2 separate regions of the Homo sapiens genome follow, and region 1 is linked to region 2. A link is an interaction called in ENCODE POLR2A ChIA-PET data of the cell type or tissue named here. Cell type or tissue: MCF 10A. All regions are shown on one strand. Links, peaks and the distances in the headings refer to the core of each region. The heading gives the core; the rest is flanking DNA.

Region 1 (11,493 bases), core at 2,334-10,333, 73 kb after region 2:
CAGCTACTCTTGTTCCTTTCCTCTAATATCTGCATGGGTTACTCTCTCACCTGCTTCAAGCCATGCCCAAATACCAGGTTTTCACATTAAAGAGCTATACTTGAGCATCACAGCAATGTGCTGACAACACGTAACAAAAGCTTCCTGTAAAAGAACTGAAATGGAAGAGATATTTAGTGCTCAATGCTTTTACTGATGCTGTTGTTTCCTTATATTAAACTATGCTAACTTAACACATCTTTGTTGTCTTCTATGATTTGATATCTAATGAAAAACATTATGCTATTACATTATTATCAAAGCTATAGCTGTAAAAAGAATTTGAGCAGCCAGATATGAAAATGCAGATGACACCCCAGAATATTTATGTTGTTGATGTTGCTCAATACAATTCATTTCATGGTTCAACTCAGCACAATATCCTACTTGAACAAAATAATAAAGAGAAAAATGCCAAATAATAGAGGAGAATGTAGTAGACTCTAAAGCAACAGTTTAGTTATTACACCAAAAACAAGTGCTATCTGAATAAATCATAAACTTGACAGATTTTGACATGAAGGAGCTAATCTAGTAGAAGAGTCATAATTCCAAGTCTCTCTCTTGTCTTTTTTTATTTCAAGGAAATTTTGATTGAATGCCAACTGAAGCACTGAGTTGCATGCTGCAAAATTTTGGAAATATTTGTTATTTTTTCTCAATAAAACAGTAAAAACAAAGTAGTATATGATCTAAAAGTAAATCTGCTAACAAAGCAGAAACCAACCTGTAAGCACTTCTCTGCCTCATGCCTGTCTCACACTATATAAGTAATCTTTTACCTGAACGGGATATTAGCTACATCATTGCTTTTAACCAAGATCTGTTTTCTTCAGTGTTGACATGCATTTAATTTTCCTGGCCAATGAGAAGTGTGGCTAGGAAAACTGAAAAGGGTATCAAATATGGCCATTACAAATATGGCCACAATCATCACTCCTTTCCTTATCCATGCCATTTTCCATTGATTTTCAACTTCTCCCATCAAGAGATGGAGTCTGTTTCTTCACATCTTTATCTGGGCTGGCCTGGTAAATAGAATGTGGTAGAAGTGACAGGATGCTATTTTCAAGCCACGAACTCAACGCCCTTCTGTGTGACTCTTTCAGAACTCTGCCACCATCATGCCTCTCTTCTTCATGTGGTTTCTCATCCACCATCAGTCTAAACCAGCCAGCAGCAGACCCTACATACATGATCAGCTCAGAAAAAACATCCAGCTGAGCTCAGTCCAGACTGCCAGTTTGCAGATATGTAGGCTAAAAGAGGAGCTGCTTTAAGCCACTATGTTTGCGATTGATTGTTACGTGGTAATTATAAGGTAGCATCTTGCTTTGCTGAAAAGTAGAGAAAAAAGATACTGATTTCATTTTGAATTGCAGCTTGAGTTTTAACTGGAATAAGCAGAAGGTCCCTTTGGAGTCAACAGATTAGATAAAAAGAGTTGGGTTGTTTGTTCCTCCTAGTGTTTCCTCACTAATCACAGTTCTAGATACCAGTGGCTGGCACTCATGCACTACGTAGTGGTACAGGAAGTCCATCACCCTTAAAGCAGAGGAGCTCTGAGGGCTGAATGGGCATTTCCAAATCTACTCAGACACCTAAGAGAAAAACACCATGTTTAATCACTGTCACACAAATGTACTACATTGATTGTCAACTTTTGTTTGATTAAATCACTCTTTTGTGGAAAAGGAGGCTAAAATTCTTATGGCACAAAATTGGCTCACACAAACTAAAGGACAAAATATTCATAAATCACACACCACAACTAGAATTGAATTATTTTGGTCATACTGAGTAGAAAGAGAAGTCCCTTCTACACAGTCCTCAGACTGGTATATCATTGTTTGGGAGGATAGGAGATGACTCTCCAGATGAATCAATTCTGAAAACAAATGGACTGGACCAGTTCGAACCTCACAGGAAGAGCCAGTATAAAGTATATGGGCATCTAATGAAATTAGATGAATGTAAGAAATACTGGGAAAACAATGATAAAGAAGGCAAAAGGAAATCACCTACCCAAGCACCTATTGTTTCTAGATTTATCATTGGCAGATATGTGAAGTCACCCAAAATATCTTCTTGATACTGACTAAAGTCTTCATTTCACATGTGTCCCCTTACTACACAATTCAACTATACAAAATCATTCTGGAAATCAAGTCTATCATGTACTAATTAACTCATATTTACATGTATCACTATGTACTAAGAATCTTCATTATGTCAGGTCATGATAAGGATTCAAAAATGAGTAAGCCATAGACACTGTGTTACACAATATATGGGGGATGTTGGTAAAGAAACACTTTAACATAGCTAACAAAAGGTAGAAAATAGGAAGAAATGACATTAATAGAAAATGGCGATAATCATTTGAATTGGACCCTGAAGGACAGCCAGGATTTGAACATGAATAACAGTGGCATGGAAGAAGATGAAACCTAAGATGAGACAATAGCTTGTTTCTCTTTGCAGAGAGGAAAATATATTGGGTGGACTTGGCCAAAGCTATTACATTAGTAAAGCTTTTCTTGGGAGGTCCTGGCCTCTTGTTGTTGACCTAAGAAGGTAAGAAGAAGGAAAAAAGCATTAGCATAGGAAATGAACTATATTTAGGACTAAATTATATAGAAACATATATCCTTGCTTCTGAAATATAAATCAGTGTGTACTTTGTAACTTTTCAAATGAATATTCATAACTTAGAATTTATTTTAATGACATTTTAGTCATATCTCAAGCAATGCACACGTTAATTTTCCTTTGTCTGCAACTTTATTACTCCATTGGAATTACTGGATTTTGCTACCCTTTTTGTTCTGTGATACAATTAGTCCATGTAGATTTGTTTGTACTTACCTTTAGCCTAGTAAATAATGTGGATTATGGATACCTTTAGTGTGCCTGATTTTGTTCTGAGTATATTTTTCTCAGATAATTCAAAAGTTATCACTTTACTGACTGACTTGAATTCCTTCCTAACAAATCTAAATGCCTTGTTTGTGTTTTTTGCTTCTTCATCTGACTATTTTCTCTCCTCTATCTTATGTTTTCTTTTTTTTTTTTTGTCCTCCAAATTTTCCTGTAGCAAAATGAAATTGTTGTCTCCTATCAGATTATAGCAATCCTGGCATTATTATAAAAGATTTCCCTTATCTAATTGGAACTAAGAAGTGATATGTTTTAATCTGAGATATTTCTAGACTGACATAAAAAGTAAAGTTTTGAATTTGGCTATATCACTTAACCCATAAACAAGCTTAGTACACCTTACTTCAGATTCCTTATGAATAAATTCTGACTTTGATAGAAAAATTAACACAAGTTTATTGTATGTTTTGTGTGTCAGAAATTGTGCTACATGATAGAAAACACACAGAAACATAAGATTCTCATAAGGCTAAGGACTATGAAATATAAGGAAATCAATAAAATTAGCCAAAATGCCTCATGAAAATGCAAATCATGTTTTAAATGCTAAAGAGAGCTTCATATTAACTGTATAGAACTTTATATTCCAACACATTATGAAGTGATCAACAGTGAAGACAGAATATTGTCAAACAGACTCGATTTCCCTTTTAGTGTTTTCCAAGCACGACTACATAAAAGTTATAGTTCTCCAGTAACCAAGATGCTAATGTTTACAAAATTCTTTTCTTTGTGTCTCATTGCTGTAGAATAACTTCTTTCTTCAGCATTATTGTTGGCATTCTTTGATATCCATGAAGGCCTCTTTTTAAAAAATTTTCTTTTATATTTTTCTTTCTTCAAAATTAAACAGCAGGGATAAGTAAAAAAAAAATCTTATACCTTAGAATTTTGACAGATAAGTGCAGGATATAAAGGGTATGCATAGGATTTAAAATGTAATGGGATATGTGGAAGACTATATAGAGGCCTGTGACTATAACCTAATGCATGGTGCTGTGGTCTAGGAATTACCAAGGCCCGGAGACTCTGGGGAGATAATCCTTATCACTTGTACCTCACTAGCTAAGCTCTGTATTATGCAATGTAGGTGGAAGTATGATAAAGAAAAGGGGTAGGCTTTGGAAGTGATTGGAGAAAACACTGTAGTGATGGCCAGATATAATTGTAGTAAAACTTTACCTGTTTGAATTGAGCTTGGAAATAATAGTTCAGACTATTTGCTTGGTGACAGAGATCAGGCACTACGAGGTTAATGAAATATTTTAAGACTTTGAAAGACAAACTGGTTTTTATCTTCTTTTTTACTTTAGGTCCTATAAAGTTTTTACACCAAAGAGCCATTACTACTGTATAGGGAAAGAAAAACAAGACCTTGCCTTTTTTGGTAAAGCAAGATGGATAAATTATTTTGAAAAATAAATATTTACCTACAATTTTTGAAAATCATGAATTTATAGTTTCCATACAGTGTAGGATGCACTAATCTGATATCACATTTGTGATTTGTCTAAATGATTACTATTTAGAAGAAAAACATGTTTATCTCAGTTTTTATAGTCTTTGCTAAGATTTAAGGTATTTGTAATAAAAACTCTTGGTAACCTCTTAAACTTGTAATGGTCATGTAGCAAAAATTTGCTACAAACATAAACTTGAGATCAGCAGTAAGACAAGAAGGACCATCCCCACAACTACTATATCACAAAGTACTGGAGGCCTTATCAAATTCTATGTGAAAAGAAAAGAAAATGAGTTACAAAATCTCGAAGAGAAAGGCCAAAATTGTCATTATTTTCAAATGAGGTAATAATATGCCCAGAAAAAAAAAGAACAAGAAACAACTGATAAAGTATTAAAACTAAAAAACTGAGGGCAGCAAGTTTACCATATTCAAGATTAACCCACCTTGGGAAACTCTTCAGAGATGCAACAAATGGGAGAATTCTTGACCAAGGAAATGGAAATCATACAACAATATGTAATTGTCTTTAAATGTGTTATGCAAACATCTCAAAAACATAAAGATGAAATAAAATCTACGCAACAAGTACTGAAAGTTACTAAACAAAAATAGTAAAATATGAAAAGAACTCTTTTAAAAACATAAAAATGAAAAAATACTATTACAAATGAGAAACTCAAAGGTTGAAATAAACATTTGATAACATGGCTGAATATAGAATTAAATACTGAAGTATAGAACTGATGAACTAACTTAGAAGGCAGCACAAGACCTAGCAGATAGAATTATATGAAAAGGGATCAGTAGGGTCCTTGGCAAGGTCAGTTTGTTTTTTAATTCAGATTTATAAATGTTTTTGTGAAATGCCCAAATACTAGGAATAAAGAGAAGGTCATAAAAGCAACCAAAGAAAACAAACATTACCTACAAATGATGCAGGATTTTTGCTCCAGAGTTCAACTAAAATCCGGGTTCTTGTCTAACAACCAGGAAAAATTAGGCACGCAGACACCTTGAAAGGTAAGGATGGTGGCATTTAGTAAAAGAAAGCTCTCAGCGAAAATAAAAAGAGGGACCTGCCAACAGGCTCCCAGCTCACAGACTGAATATCAGGCCACCACACAGGAGCTGAAGAGGCCAGACTCCTCCCCGGGCATCAGGCGTGAATTCCCGGTGGCTCCACCCCACTCTCCCGGTACGCAGGTGGGCCCCCGGTCTGCTGTGGGCATGCCCAGGCAAAGCCCTGGGCAGGTTCCCTCATTTGCACAGAAGCATCTAATGTAAACACTTGTGGGGCAGGTCAGAGATTCTCTGGGAACCCTCCCTTATCTGCCTCTTGCATCTATCACAAATAGATAACATCTCTATGAGTGTTCTCACTAGTAACACAATGTCCTAGAAGTTATATTTTCAAACTTTAGAAGGGAAATGATTGTCAGTATAGAGTTCTGCACCCTAATAAACCATCATTCGAGAGTGAGTGTAAAATATAAGTATTTCAGATACTGAGTTTTTGATCACATGTACTAACTGAAAAATAACTATAGAATGTACTTCAGGAAAAAAAAAAAGATCTCAAATAAGAGTAAATATTGAGAAAAAAATTATTCAAAATAAGCAGCAAAACATGTTCACAAATTTAAATAAGCATTGACTATTAGAAAAGCTGTATTGTGTGCTTAAAACAATTTGTAACAAATATTCCACATGTGATCATGGAAGATAGGAGCATGATTTAGTCCAGAATGTAACATCTCTCTGCTTTGAAAGAATACAGACTAACTGGTTCTAGGTAATATTAGAAAATATAAATATGATATATAAGTGAAAAAATGTTGAGTTAACCCTGAAAGAATAGAATTAAGTACATTACTTCTAAACTTATAAAGAAAAAAGAGGGGAATAGAAATGACTTCATTGGATCAATAGAATATAGGGTAAGGGAAAAAGGGACAGAAAAAGTGAGAGGTGAAGCCAGCTGGGCTTCTGGGTTGGGTGGGGACTTGGAGAACTTTTCTGTCTAGCTAAAGGATTGTAAATACACCAATCAGTTCTCTGTGTCTAGCTAAAGGTTTGTAGACACACCAGTCAGTGCCAATCAGTGCTCTGTGTCTAGCTAATCCGGTAGGGGGCTTGGAGAACTTTTCTGTCTAGCTAAAGGATTGTAAATGCACCAATCAGTGCTCTGTGTCTAGCTAAAAGTTTGTAAACATACCAATCAGTGCTCTGTGTCTAGCTAATCAGGTAGGGGACTTGGAGAACTTTTCTGTCTAGCTAAAGGATTGTAAATGCACCAATCAGTGGTCTGTGCTAGCTAAAGGTTTGTAAATACACCAATCAGCGCTCTGTGTCTAGCTAATTGGGTAGGGGACTTGGAGAACTTTTCTGTCTAGCTAAAGGATTGCAAATGCACCGATCAGCGTTCTGTGTCTAGCTAAAGCTTTGTAAATGCACCAATCAGTGCTCTGTGTAAAAACGGACCAATCAGCACTCTGTAAAATGGACCAATCAGCTCTCTGTAAAATAGACCAATCAGCAGGATGTGATTGGGGCCAAATAAGGGAATAAAAGCAGGCCACCTGAGCAACCCACTCAGGTCCCCTTCCACTTTTTCGAAGTTTTGTTCTTTTGCTCTTTGCAATAAATCTTGCTGCTGCTCACTCTTTGGGTCTGTGCCACCTTTAAGAGCTGTAACACTCACTGCAAAGGTCTGCAGCTTCACTCCTGAAGCCAGCGAGACCACAAACCCACTGGGAGGAACGAGGAAGGAGGAACAAAACAACTCTGGACGGGAGGAATGTACAACTCTGGACGTGCCACCTTTAAGAGATGTAACACTGCAAAGGTCTGCAGCTTCACTCCTGAAGCCAGAGAGACCACGAACCCACCGGAAGGAACGAACAACTCCAGAAGCGCCACCTTTATGAGCTGTAACACTCACTGCGAAGGTCTGCAGCTTCACTCCTGAAGCCAGCGAGACTATTAACCCACCAGAAGGAAGAAACTCTGGACACGTGAACATCTGAAGGAACAAACTCCGGACACACCATCTTTGAGAACTGTAACACTCACCACGAGGGTCTGCGGCTTCATTCTTGAAGTCAGCAAGACCAAGAACCCACTGGAAGGAACCAATTCCAGACACAAAGGCATGGCACAGAAAACATAAACTAAAATGCTGAAAAAAGTCAACACATCTGAAAAATCATCAAGAATCAGAATGAGTTAAACCCACTTTTCCAATGCCAGGAATCTCAGATTACCTAAACGAAATCCAGTTATATCCTTTATAAGAGAAACACCAAATGCAATAACACAGAAATGCTGAAAATAAAAAGAAAAAGGAGAAAGCATGTGAACATTAATAAGAAAAAAGCTGGTACACCAATATTAATATCAGAAAAGAATGAAATTTCAGATGAAATATATTAAGAAGGAAAAGAACACTTTATACCAATAAAATAAATCATCAAGTAAATACTATAATGTTGAATCTATAAAAATATGTAAAACAAGTAATAGCCAGATTACAAGAGGAAATGGATAGTTCCACAGTCACAGCGTCACAGAGGGAGATTTTCAACAAATCACTCATATACTGAGAGATAAAGGAGACAAAAATTTAAAAATAAGATTTGAAAAACAATAAAAATTTTCATCTGAAAGAATTTGTATGTGGAAAGATCATTTTCAGTTGCCATGTACTTTCTTTAGTATAATGGCTTGCCCCCTGCCTTAGTAAATGCTCACAAATCCATCACTTGACATTTTCCCCCAAACTGTTTTTTTTTTCTTTCCAATTATGTCCTTTAGATTTTCACTTTAAATGCTGTCCTCTGGCCTTCTTTAATTAATTTCTCATGGTGAAATTATTTCTCTGATTATGATTCCATTTAAACAAACCAGATAAATCAGATCCTTTAAAAAATCTCCAGGAGAGAGCACCATCCGCTGACTTCCACTTAAGCATCATTGATCAGGGATTTGTCATCTGACCACTACTAGCTTCAAAGACAATTGGCTTTCTTTACCAACGCGGCAGAAAGCCATTTTGTACCATAAAATAGCAAAATTGATCGCTAAACTGCAGGAAGATAAAATGAATAAGTGAATAAATAAATAAATATGAATATACTTGCATAACCTCCTCCTCCCAAATTTGAGTACCCTGTAGTCTGTGATCAAAAAATACCAAACTGACAGAAATTGAATTAAAACTTAAAATCACTTCTGTAATAAAATTACAAAAGTTGGGGGAATTGGAAGGGATTATATTCATATAGACAGTAATTTATATTAAAAAAATATCATTTTAAAGCAATGTCTTAATCAGCTCCACAAACCTGGCCACCACAAACCCAGCCCACTCATCTTTTGATTGTTTCTTAGTCTGTCCACATACCCTATTCTTACCCAGCATTTTCTTTTTTTAGTGTAAAAATTCCTTATAAGTTATATATATATATATGTATATGTGTGTGTGTATATATATATAAACACACACACATACACACACACACACACACTTTAAGTTCTTGGTTACATGTGGAGAATGTGCAGTTTTATTACATAGGTATACACATGCCCTGGTGGTTTGCTGCACCCATCAACCCGTCACCTACATTAGGTATTTCTCCTAATGTTATCCCTCCCCTAGCCCCCCACCCCCCAACAGGCCCCAGTGTGTGATGTTCCCCTCCCTGAGTTCATGTGTTCTCATTGTTCAACTCCCACTTATGAGTGAGAACATGCAGTGTTTGGTTTTCTGATCTTGTGATAGTTTGCTGAGAATGATGGTTTCCAGCTTCATCCTTGTCCCTGTAAAGGACATGAACTCATCCTTTTTTATGGCTGCATAGTATTCCATGGTGTACATGTGCCACATTTTCTTAATCCAGTCTATCATTGGTGGACATTTGGGTTGATTCCAAGTCTTTGCTATTGTGAATAGTGCCACAATAAACATACGTGTGCATGTGTCTTTATCATAGAATGATTTATAATGCTTTGGGTATATCCCCAGTAATGGGATTGCTGGGTCAAATGGTATTTCCAGTTCTAGATCCTTGAGGAATTGCCACACTGTCTTCCATAATGGTTGAACTAATTTACACTCCCACCAATAGTGTAAAAACATTACTATTTGTCCACAACCTCTCCAGCATCTGTTGTTTCGTAACTTTTTAGTGATTGCCATTCTAACTGGTGTGAGATGGTATCTCATTGTGGTTTTGATTTGCATTTCTCTAATGACCAGTGATAATGAGCATTTTTTCATATGTCTGTTGGCTGCATAAATGCCTTCTTTTGAGAAGTGTCTGTTCATATCGTTTGCCCATTTTTTGATGGTGGTTTGTTTTTTTCTTGTACATTTATTTAAGTTGTTTGTAGATTCTGGATATTAGCCCTTTGTCAGACGGATAGATTGCAAATATTTTCTCCCATTCTTTAGGTTGTCTGTTCACTCTGATGATAGCTTCTTTTGCTGTGCAGAAGCTCTTTAGTTTAATTAGATCACATTTGTCAATTTTGGCTTTTGTTGCTATTGCTTTTGGTGTTTTAGACATGAAGTGTTTGCTCATGCTTATGTCCTGTATAGTATTGCCCAGGTTTTCTTCTAGGGTTTTTATGGTCCTAGGTCTTACGTTTAAGTCTTTGATCCATCTTAAGGTGATTTTTGTAAAAGGTGTAAGGAAGGGGTCCAGTTTCAGTTTTCTGCATATGGCTAGCCAGTTTTCCCAACACTATTTACTAAATAGGGAATCTTTTCCCCATTGCTTGTGCGTGTCAGGTTTGTCAAAGATCAGATGGTTGTAGCTGTGTGGTGTTATTTCTGAGGTCTCCGTTCTGTTCCATTGGTCTATATATCTGTCCTGCCACCAGTACCATGCTGTTTGGGTTACTGTAGCCTTGTAGTATAGTTTGAAGTCAGGTAGCATGATGACTCCAGCTTTGTTCTTCTTGCCCAGGATTGTCTTGGCTATGCAGACTCCTTTTTGGTTCCATATGAAGTTTAAAATAGTATTTTTCCAATTCTGTGAAGAAAGTCAGTGGTAGCTTGATGGGGATAGCATTGAATCTATAAATTACTTTGGGCAGTATGGCCATTTTCACCACATTGATTCTTCCTACCCATGAGCATGGAATGTTCTTCCATTTATTTGTGTCTTCTTTTATTTCATTCAGCAGTGATATGTAGTTCTCCTTGAAGAGGTCCTTCACATCCCTTGTAAGTTGGACTCCTAGGTATTTTATTCTTTTAGTAGCAATTGTGAATGGGAGTTCACTCATGATTTGGCTGTTTGTCTGTTATTGGTGTGTAGGAATGCTTGTGATTTTTGCACATTGATTTTATAACCTGAGACTTTGCTGAAGTTGCTTATCAGCTTAAGGAGGTTTTGGGCTGAGATGATGGGGTTTTCTAAATATACAATCATGTCATCTGCAAACAGAGACAATTTGACTTTCTCTCTTCCTTTCTGAATACCACTTATTGCTTTCTCTTGCCTGATTGCCCTGGCCAGAACTTCCAGTACTATGTTGAATAGGAGTGGTGAGAGAGGGCATCCCTGTCTTGTGCCAGTTTTCAAAGAGAATGCTTCTAGCTTTTGCCCATTCAGTATGATATTGGCTGTGGGTTTGTCATAAATAGCTCTATTTTGAGATATGTTCCATTGATACCTAGTTTATTGAAAGTTTTTAGCATGAAGCCCTGTTGAATTTTGTCAAAGGCCTTTTCTGCATCTATTGAGATAACCATGTGGTTTTTGTCATTGGTTCTGTTTGTATGATGGATTACATTTATTGATTTGCATATGTTGAACCAGCCTTACATCGCAGGGATGAAGCCAACTTGATCATGCTGGATATGCTTTTTGATGTGCTGCTGGATTCAGTTTGCCAGGATTTTATTGAGGACTTTCACATCGATGTTCATCAGGGATGTTGGCCTGAAATTTTCTTTTTTTGTTGTGTCTCTACCAGGTTTTGGTATCAGGATGATGCTGTCCTCATAAAATGAGTTAGGGAGGAGTCCCTTTTTTTCTATT
Region 2 (11,493 bases), core at 1,975-9,974:
TGTAGCAGAGAATGAATGTGGGATAAATTAAAGCTGATGCTAGAACATATGCCTATTTTTTAGCTGGAAAATTTCAAGATTTATGTACTTTGGGCTTGAGAAAGAAATGGAGTTTATTTTTTATGCACTGACATCTCTTTTTTTTTTTTTTTGGAAGAGCTCTCTTAGGAATGAATGGTATGTAAATACAGTAGGAATGTAATTATAGATTTTCCTGACCCAGTTCCTAAATAATAGATATCATTTCAGAAGTGCCCCAATACCTGACCTTTTGCTCCAAGCCATATCAAAGCACACATCTAGTCTACTTTTCACTCTCATTCCTAGCCACTATGACAATACTATTCAGATAAAACTTCTAGTCCTCTACTTATGTGACTCATACCAACTTGACCTTACGATAGTGACTGGGGGTGCATATCTAGGTTCATGCTGTTTGTCCATTATTATGGTTTTGTGAGAAAAGGCAAAATTTCTAGGTAAAGTGTTATGAGGACGAATAATCCACCAGGCAACCAACTGACCCTTTCATTTGCCATCTTGTCACTTCAAACAGCTCTCCAGAACCTGCAGCCAGCACAGACCAAAGTCAGGTTTGTCTCCTCTTCTGTTGATGAACAAAGGTTGATTCCATATCGTGGCTATTGTGAATAGTGGCAGTAAACATGGCAGTATTGTATGAAAATATCACAGATAGCCCTTAAATATGTGCAACTATGATGATCTATCAAAATTAAAAATTAAAATTTATTTTTAAAAGTTCAGTTAGAAAGCTTGTAGTTCCTGGCAAACTACTACCTTTCTCGGCAAAAGAATTTGATATCTCTTAAATATTTTCTGCCTAATGCTGATAGATTGTATTTACATATTCCATTAATGCAATAAATAAAATTACACCAAAACATCAGCATTATTTATTTCCAGGGGCATCTCTCAAAATAAATTCCTCCAAAATTCACAAAACCAAAACCAATGTGAAATTGTACTCAGGGATGCAAATGTAGCCCAGTGAAGCATTTGCCCACTTGTTTGGTATTATTGAAGCACAATTAGAAAAATGTGCAATGTATGCCCAAAAATTCTATAATAAGGGCCAGGCGCGGTGGCTCACACCTGTAATCTCAGCATTTTGGGAGGCCAAGGTGGGCAAATCATGAGGTCAGGAGATCGAGACCATCCTAGCTAACACCATGAAACCCAGTCTTTACTAAAAATACAAAAAATTGGCCCAGACGTGGTGGCGGGATCCTGTAGTCCCAGCTACTCGGGAGGCTGAGGCAGGAGAATGGCATGAACCCAGGAGGCAGAGTTTGCACTGAGCCTACTCTCCAGCCTGAACGACAGAGCGAGACCCCATCTCAAAAAAAAAAACCATAATAAGAACTTTTTAATATACTATATTATAATGTAAAAAGACTAGATGTCAAACAAATTAGGTGATGGGAAGGAATTGAGGGAGAATTTTAGACTAAGCAATTGAGCAGCACCTGTTTTTCACCACAAATCTGTTACATGTATTGCTCAATTGTGCTGAATCCATATTGGGTCCTGGTGGCTATGTAATAGTCTCTTTCTTGGATAAATGTTTGTCCTCTCTTATGGTTTACTAATGGTGTACAGAACAGCATTGAATAGTGGTTATTTCCTATGACTTCCTAGATATCTCTCTCATAATCCTGAATGTTTTAAAGATCATTCTTAGATAGAGTACAGCTAGACACGAACCATAGTGGAAATCAGGTAGACAAAATTTAAAAGGAGTCTTAATTGAAGGTCATTTTATTGTCCTCAGTATTAATCTTACTTAAAACAAACCTGTCACTGAGCAGAACTCAAAACACCAGAGCCCTTTGCCAAATGTGATTTTTTACAACAGGAGCGCTGGCAGTTGAGAGGAGTATTCTGTCACACTTGAGAGAATTCGAGTCCCTGAAGATTTATATGAATGCTTAGCTATTATCGAACCATCTCTTCACAGATGACTTAGTAAATGTCTGCCTTTGCATCAGATAATGGCTTACAAGTTAATCTCCTCTTGCTCCCTGTTACACACATATACACCTTCTTCCTAAACAGCTCATAAGGTGAAAGAAAGACTCAGATTTCTGACTATGTAATTGATAATATCACACGGACTGCCTGCTCATCATCTGCTAGTCACATTGGCAGAGTTGACAGTTTTGGAGACACTGAAGACAGTGCATATATTAGGAAATAAGCAGTTTCCTGATATAAATTTTCTTGTAGTTTATAAATTACATAGCATTTATTATTCCCTCATATTTTATAACATTTAATAATAGAACTGACACATATATTCATTTTAAACTCAATTGTGTATAATAACTATCATAGCAACCCTTCAGTGCCTAAATATCAAATCTTCCATTCCTCCCATGAACATCTTGAATATATAGGTACTGTGGTTAGCTCCAACAAGCTTTTGGTTAGAATTCATTGCACTGATACATAGACATTGTTTTAAAGGCAATTTCAAATCAAAGCTGTCAGCTGTGAATCAAGCACACCTTAAAAAGTGACACATTTGTCACTAGATTCCAGCCTCTCAAATTACTGACACGCATCCTTTTTATGTAAAGATGACATTGTTCTTTCCTGATATATTGCATTCCTCATGAATTTCTTATAGTCATAGAATTTTTATAAACCATTTCAGAATCGCTGAAATAAACATCAATATTTTTAACTTTTTCATTCTGTCAAAAATATTGTATGCAGAGATATTGCTGTAAGTGTGTATACCTGTGCTTAAGAGACTAGGGCTGAAGAGAAGTAATCAACCGAACCACTGGTGTAAATGTGCGTCACATTTTTAGTGACTAGAAATTGAAATAATTCCAACAAATTTATGTGCTTTGGGCTTGAGAATTCAGACTGCCTTAGGCTAAGATAAAAATCTTTTCCTGGTACTATATACCTTCTTTTATTGAATGACTACCTGGCTCTTTCTATTATATATGCAGATTTTGTACCTCTGGTCATCTTTGTAAATGGTGCCTAAAAGATATTTGAAGAATAAGTGACCAGCAATAAGAACAAATGTCTATACAAAAGCACCCTTTAGTTGGATGTAATTCACTACTTTGAGTTGTTAATAACCTCTAAGGATGACAGTAGCTATTAGTTGAATAAACCATTATGTCTATTATTAGAACACTAGATAGTTTATAAGTCCAAACAATGCATAAAATACCTATCTCATGTTACCATTGTTTAGGTTACCAGATAATTGTTCTGTCCAATTATTCCACTTAATTTTTTGCTTGCCCATTAGCTAAATGGCAAGATAAAATTTGTCAAACGGGGGGGAATGTATTGAAAATGCTAGACAACTACACTTAAAATGAAAACAGGCCAGGCGCGGTGGCTCAGGCCTGTAATCCCAGCACTTTGGGAGGCCAAGGCGGGTGGATCACCTGAGGTCGGGAGTTCAAGACCAGCTTGACCAACATGGAGAAACTCCATCTCTACTAAAAATACAAAATTAGCCGGGCATGGTGGCACATACCTGTAATCCCAACTACTGGGGAGGCTGAGGCAGAAGAATCGTTTGAACCCAGGAGGCGGTGGTTGCAGTGAGCCGAGATTGTGCCACTGTATTCTAGCCTAGGCAACATGAGCGAAACTCCATCTCAAAAAAAAAAAAAAAAAGAAAGAAAAGAAAACAAATGCATAATTTGCAAATATTATTTTTATATTGTATGTTATCTAGGGCTTCTAAATGCATTCTTCTTATAAGCCTAGGTTTGCAATAACATTCATTTAGAATTGAGTAATTTTAAATATAATATTTTATAAAATAAAATATAATAATTTCTCTTAATTCTTTGAAAATATTAAATTAAAAGGGGGTTGCAAACTCTGCATTCCACATTTCCATCCCAACATTTAATTTTAGCAATTTTGTAGTCTGCCTAAAATGCAATCCATCATTTACTGTTTAGAAAATAGGGAATGTACACAAAGGCCTTTCAGCTTTCCCTGAACTCCATAAAAATCTTTTTGCTTCTTTACTGCCCCCCTTTGTCAGGAGTTCTGAGGAACTGTTTTTTATCTTAAGTCTCACAAAGCATTTAGGAGAATATTTAAACTTAAATTCTTTTAAAACTTATGTTCAGGACAAAGTAACATTGTATGCATTGGTGTCATATGTATTTAAATTTTGAAATTTTTAATACTGGCAAAATGAGGTTTCAATTTTAATATAAATTATTTAACAATCTTAAATCATTAAATATATTACTTAATATATTTAATATATCTAAACAGTCACAATTTTCCCATACTAATAATCATAAAAAATCTTACCCAATGGTCATATAGATATACTTAATGGAGTTTTGGGGGGGTATTTTTGTATATTAAAAAATTCATATATTTGCCTTACTTAGAAGAACTGATTAAATGAAAGTATAATATTAACAAACATATTGTTATTTTATATTTGCATTTGTGATAATTATATTTGAAACGTTCAAGATTTTCCAATGAATTTCTTTTGCATTTGCGTATTTGTGCCTTTTTATTATAAAAATAGGTGGCTTTTTAGTTCCACTGCATAAGTTTCAACATAGGTCTACAAATAGTGCATCTTTTTGAAGTTAATCATTATAATCACAAATTGAAGTTGCCTGAGCTCCAATTGGAGTCTAAATGGATGACTGAATCTTATTATTCGAAACCCACTGTTGCTACACAATATGGCCACACAAGAGAGTACACAAGACCCGTCTGATTCAGCCTCAGTGCCATAAATATTTTAATGGTTTCGTTGGAATCTGGAAATGGAGCTCACCACAGGAGATGCTTCTTCCTTTGACTCTCATTATTATTTCCTTTACAAATTAATTAATAAAAACTTAGATGCTAAATTAGCACTTGATGAAAACTTATATAGCCTTGACATTTTGATTCTGTGAGTGAATAAAAATACTTGGAGAAATAAAAATCCTAATCATGTTCAGGAATACCCACAAGGTAACAAGTACATTTTTAAACTTTAAAAACATTTATTATTCATGATAAAACATGTTGTGTGATTTAAATATAAATTTTTATTATTTGCTTTAACTTATTTCCGGATTAAAAAGTAAATGTTTACCTAGCTGTTCTAAATGGTAATCCTCATGATTAAAACAGCAATTTGTCATATTTCAGTTACAAATGATCTTTTATTATTAGTTATAGAACATAAGTTTCTTCATTGACTGAGGCGATGTTTCAAGTAGATAAATCTGTTAAAAAAATTGTGGTCATATTCTGTTAAATTCTCATACCAGGCAATTTGTTTGATATTCAGGAAAAACCTAGCCACTGACCAAAAACTCTACCTGCCTTCTCAGTTGTATCCTCTTGGACTTAAAGGGGACTGGGAAAGTTATAAGATGGTTCATGATAGTCCATCAACATCCCAAGAACAAAAACAGATGTTGTACTGACAGCATCATATGATCATATGCATGTAAGAGCACATTCATATTGCCAAATCAGTTGGAATTTTTCACGGTTGAAAGTTAAATGAAATGCTTAGATGTATGAGTCATCGGAGTTAAAGACAATTACAGCCAGATTTATGGCTGTGCTAAAATAAAGCTAGTTAGAAAACAGACCAAATTCCATGACGATACCAAGTCTGACTAATGATTCACCTTAAATTTCGGAGCAACATTTATCCTCACTTGTTTGTTTATTTGACAATGTGCCCTTATCCATTAAGTAACTAGGAGGAAGGGAAAAGCACTACGTGGGTGAGTGACAAGACACTGACACTGATTTGTGACTTTGGATAATTCCTGGATGCTGTTATCTGTTTTGGCATAGAGATGGATCTGTAACTGCTAATAATTGCCGACTGTGACCATCCCAGAGGCCATTTACTTAACCCAGGTATTTCAGACCTGACAGCCCGAGGATAAACACGATTTCCCTCCATCACTAACTTCATCTGCAGGGCCTAAGCCTCCTTCACAGTCTCTCCAGTGATTTATTGGCATCTCCAAGGGTATCTCACATGTGCTGAAGAACAAATCTGCTCACTTTCATCTGCTTGGTTTTCCCTTTTGAAATCTGCTGCTTTAAAATTACTAAGGGAGGAATCATGCCTGCTGCTACCCTTGCCAGTGACCTTGCAGTTTGTGCCCTGATTGTTCCAATTACCACAATCAAAACAGAAGCGTTTGCAGTTACTGCAGTGCTCTCTCTGTGGATGTCAGGTCTGACTCAGAGAGCCAGGCTGGGGAACAGCCATTTCCACTCTTGTACCTCTGCAAAAGGACTTCCATGTTCCGTAAACAGACTCCCACCTCTCATTTTCCCCCCAAGCAAAGCATCATAAATTAGAGAGCATGTAACGGGAAAGAAAATCCATTAGCCATTTGGGTTCAGTCAGACAAGCCAGCTCATGGAAAGTTTATACAGGAAGGTCACATTTCAATTGAGATCAGGAGGGTGAAAGGGTCCAGCTGTGTGATGAGAGAGAGAATGTTCGGGAATGTGGAACAGAGGTATCCAAGGCAGAACAAACTCGTATATGAAGGCTTTAAGGGTGTGCAAATCTAGCATATTTTATGACATAAAAGAGTCCTGATTAGCTAGAATATGATGAATGTGAGAAGAGGTGAAGGCTGGAGATAGGAAAAATTATTCCAGATCTTATAAGCTATAGTAAGAAATTTGCATATTATATATAGACTTGTGGGAAGCCATTGGATTTTGTAAGAAGGAGATTAACATTATCTTATTTATGTTATTTGTGATTTATAACCCCAAATGTGCCAGATACAAACAAACCAAAAATAATAATAATAATAATAAGAAGAAGAACAACAACAGCAATGGAACTGTGGTGATGGTTTTGGTCACAAAATGCATATATATCTATTTTTCACAATGCAAAAATATTTCATTATTTCAAATTTTAACATAAATGTGGGTATGCATGAGCTTACAAATCTTGAAGTTTATTGGGGAATATTGGTGAGCATGGTTTTTATTGCATGGTCACAACTTACTAATGGGAAACATCTGAATACCTATTGAGTTAATGCATGCACATTTTTATTTTCCTGGAATACTGAGAAAAAGGTTGCTACATAATGTCTTGATAGCTTCTAAGTCATGGCTCAAAAGTGAATGTGGAATCTGCTAATCGGAATGGACTCAGATTCAGCCAAGTTCTCAAAAACATTTGCTTTCATAGATGTCTTCAAGAAACAAGGAGTCTTGAATTTAAATTGTGAAGTGTCTATCTTAGAATAGAGAGATTTAAAATCTGACTGTATTTTGTTTAAAAAAGCCTATATAACTGTATTATATAAAATTATTTATACTACAGTTAAAAAAAGAATCCCATCCTATTTGTGCCTAAATAAGTGCCTGCTTGTAGCATGAAAACTATTTGTTGAGGGTCCTTAGATCCTCAGAGCATGCTGTGAAAGTAGGTACAATTGTTCTTTCTATATAAGCCTCTTAAGATAACAGATAATTGCCAGAAATACAGCACACAGTACAAAATTACCTTGTTTTACTTTTGCCACAAAAAACAATTTCTTTTGGCTTTGAGCAATAAAGTCCAATGATTTTTTTCCTTTCAAAATATCTTCCTCCCTCTCCATAAGTTTTATATTTATTCACGAAGGAATATTCCAATATCGGATGTTTTTGTCTGTGTCTCTTCCTGGAACAAATGTTAATTAATCTCTTTGGGTTTGTATGTCAAGTGGAGGGGTGGGGATTGGGGACAGGTGATAGTTGTCTAGGGAGTTAACTTCATCTCTATAGGAGAGTGGATAGACGCTGTATACGAAAAGCTCTTGAAAAGGGAAATACAGCAGCCACTTCCTCAGGGCTTCCATGGTGGTCAGACTCCTTGATTGCTTTAGATTAACTCTGGCTTTTGTCCTTCGGAGGCCACCAGATTGGGTGGATAGACATTGTCCTTGCTGTTCTTTTGACCTACCTACTTGTACTTTAGGGGAAAAAAATGCCTGTAATAGGTTAAATGCTTTCTCAAAGATCACCAAAGTATATAACACATGGCAAATAGACAGAGAAATGAGACAGTATAATCAGTATAATTTATAAAAGTACCTTACAGCAGGATCCCATGGGATATGGGTTTTTTTTAAAAAAAATCTACCTAATCTTTTCATTGAACTCCTATTCAGGATTCATTATATTGAATATGGCTCAGAGACCTGGAAAATTGTTTCCACCTTTTTAATTTATTCACCATCATTTATGGAAGTTTTCAAGGACGTTTACTTACCTACCTCAGTTAACAGATTGTACTACTTGGGAAGTCTATAAATATGAGCTTAAAGCATTTTCTGAGTTTTAAAATAATTTAGATTGTGTAGAATGTTAAAACTAAAAGAGGAAAAAATTATTCAGTTCCTCAGTTGAACCTAGCAATTTATCTTTTCACAGTGTGCTCAAGTATAGTTTTTGAAAAGTAAAGAAGATGGTTTTTATACAAACATAAACACATTTCAAAGATTTTATTCAACTAATTAATTAGTAGTGGAGCCAATAAGCTGGTAAGACTGGTTTAAAGGAATATCTGAGGAATAAAGATTTATAGAAACAGTCAAAGAAATTCTAAAGAGAATTGACTAATAGATATAAATCTAGTAAATATTTGATTAATAATAGCAGTAACCTATGGAATTATGTTTTCTACTGAGCATAAATGAGCATGAATCTCTTTGGGTTTGTATGTCAAGTGGAAGGGTGGGGATTGGGGACAAGTGATAGTTGTCAAGGGAGTTAACTTCATCTCTATAGGAGAGTGGATAGATGCTGTATAAGAAAAGCTCTTGAAAAGGGAAATAAAGCAGCCACTGCACATCTGCACATATAACCTGTAGATCTGGGGGCTCTAATAAAAAAGTTAATGGCAATGTCAAAATCTGGTGTTTTATCTTAGATAACTTCATAGTCATTGATTGAGCCCCTTAAAAATAACATTTAAAGGACATGTAGTCATTCTGTTTCTTTATTGCCAAGTTTTCAGCAATTTTTCTCATGAGAATGAGTGCTAAGAAACTTTTGGTGGAGCGTGGTGGCTCAAGCCTGCAGTCTTGCACTTTGGGACGCCAAGGCTGGCCAATTACTTGAGATCAGTAGTTTGAGACCACCCTGGCCAACATGGTGAAACCTTGTCTCTACTAAAAATACAAAAAAAAAAAAAAGTGGGATGTGGTGGCATGCGCCTGTAATCCTGGCTACTCTGGAGGCTGAGGCACGAGAGTCACTTGAACCCGGGAGGCAGAGGTTGCAGTGAGCCGAGATCCTGCCACTGCACTCCAGCCTGGGCTACAGAGGGAGACTCCATCTCAAACAAACAAACAAACAAAAAAGAAACTTTTAAAATATAACAATAGAGACATTACATAGGCCCACAAAACCACCTCCAAAAAAGCATTCTATCACCTGCAAGAAAGCATATATATATATCTGCTTTTGTGTATATATATATATATATATATATCTGCTTTTGTGTATATATATATACACACACACACACACATATGTGTGATATCAGCATGTGTATTTACACATATATTTTGTGCATGTATATTTTTAACTAAAAATGTGCTAGGAGTTAGATATGAACTGATTTTGGAGGAGGTGATATGCTGTAGAGAGAGAGAATGGGAGAATAGCAGTATTATAATCTCTCTCCATTGTATTCAGTTTTTTTCTTTGTCTGAATTTTTAATAGAAGTCAGCCAGAAGATGTTAGTTTCTGGGAAATGTGTTGAGATTTACAGTCAAATCCAGAGAGAACTAGAGGCTTATGAGTAAATAAGTAAAGGTTATGCAGAGAAAGTATTCTTTTTCCTGTGTAAACTTGAATATTGGCCAGGCGCGGTGGACACCTGTAATCCAGCACTTTGGGAGGCCAAGGCGGGTGGATCGACTGAGGTCAGGAGTTCATGACCAGCCTGTCCAACATGGTGAAACCCATTCTCTACCAAAAATACAAAAATTAGTGGGTGTGGTGGCAGGATCCTGTAATCCCAGCTACTACGGAGGCTGAGGCAGGAGAATTGCTTTAACCTAGGAGGCGGAGGTTGCAGTGAGCTGAGACAGCGCCATTGCACTATAGCTACGGCGATAAGAGTGAGACTTCATCTAAAAAAAAAAAAGAAAAGAAAACCTTGAATATTTCTTGTACTTGTGTTCAAATCATACAGTTATGAAAGTTTACCCCTAGCTGTTACACTTAAAATGTACTTCTGAAATATACAGAGAGATGATACAGACTATTAATGAGTTCCACTAAACTTTTAATGGTTTAGAAAATACAAATATTTTCTTATTTTTCTGGAATTCCAGCCATTAATGTAAAACATTGGTTTCAACATAAATAACACACTGGCATGCACATATGCCTAAGCATGGGCCCCCACACATACAGACATTCTGAAAGACCACTTTTTAAAAATATTCAGTACCGTATATTGTGCATTCCTTCTTTATCCACATACTTAAGCTGCTGCAAGCATCCCATTGATAACACCAGTAATAAAAGATGGGACCATCAGTAATGAGATTTGAAAGCCCCTTTTGCAAGAAAGTAAGGACTAGAAGGTGGAAATCACTCTGTCTTAGAGTCATATGGATTGGGGCTTTGCTAGAAGTGTGTGCTCTCAGGGAAAGCTGCCTTTTTATTTTCTCCAGAGAAAAGCCTTTTTGTCAGTAAAAGAAGATGTATCATCCAATGCATATGTAAAATTCTAAACAGCAGATAAAACAACATTCACTATTAATCTCTGCAAAAGAAGATATATTGAAAAAATCCTCAAGTGTCCCTCTTTGGGTTTCTTTGTTATATATTAAAGCAGTTATCTTTAGATGCATGAGAATCACCTGAAGACCTTATTTTTAAAATTCAGATTCCTGTCAGTTCACTCCCAAAGATTCCGATTCAGTAGTTAAGAGACAAAGCCTAGGAATGTGAATTTACAATCAACACCTCAGGTGATAGCCATGCATGTTCTTAATGCTCTACTACTATCTATGCATAAAAGGAAGATAAAGTTTTAAAAACTTGAAATGTGGTATAACAGTTTAGTATTGAATAATATACATTTTTACTTATTGTAACAAATTATGATATCTACTTGGGGCAACAGTATCTTTTATTTTGGATCTGAATCCTAATTTTGGCTAGGTATCACTGAGGGATTCTTAGTCTAAAACAATTAAATGGAGTTAGTGGTTTTTTTTAGTAACTCTTGATTTTCTGTTTTTTTCCATTGGCATCTTACAAAATTTATTCATTCATTTTTCCCTTTTTCACTTGGCATTATTTGTTAGACAGTGGACAAAAGAACTATAGAAAGTAGAGAAGCATGTGATGTTGTCCTGCTCTTAGATTCTCGCAACTCAGGAGAGGACATTCGCTTACACCAATCATCTCAAAACATGGCAGTTTATGCTGAACTCAGTCCAATGGGAGAGCAT

What was found. Peaks named below come from ENCODE experiments on the same cell type or tissue, not always from the same donor. Only the 100,000 strongest peaks of a DNase experiment are listed, where the experiment ranks them.
Region 1: POLR2A ChIA-PET joins it to region 2 with 12 read pairs; 2 of 35 experiments call an interaction of 5 or more read pairs at or near these places.

Annotation. Positions count from the first base shown.
Region 1 is chr4:89,675,560-89,687,052 of GRCh38, reverse strand. LOC124900602 (a long non-coding RNA gene) reads right to left here and starts at 5,548. Exons shown (of 3, transcript XR_007058466.1): 1 at 1-5,548. RefSeq lists enhancers at 5,138-5,637, 5,638-6,139, 5,166-6,365. In MCF 10A, for the core only: no CTCF peak of the experiment used is centred there; a DNase peak (open chromatin) is centred at 5,652.
Region 2 is chr4:89,747,958-89,759,450 of GRCh38, reverse strand. The region is part of intron 4 of SNCA (synuclein alpha); the gene reads left to right. It overlaps LOC124900856 (a long non-coding RNA gene), which reads right to left. Exons shown (of 2, transcript XR_007058472.1): 2 at 10,297-11,493. Among named protein-coding and RNA genes, the nearest start is that of SNCA-AS1, 83 kb to the left of the region's middle. In MCF 10A, for the core only: no CTCF peak of the experiment used is centred there; DNase peaks (open chromatin) are centred at 5,540 and 6,160.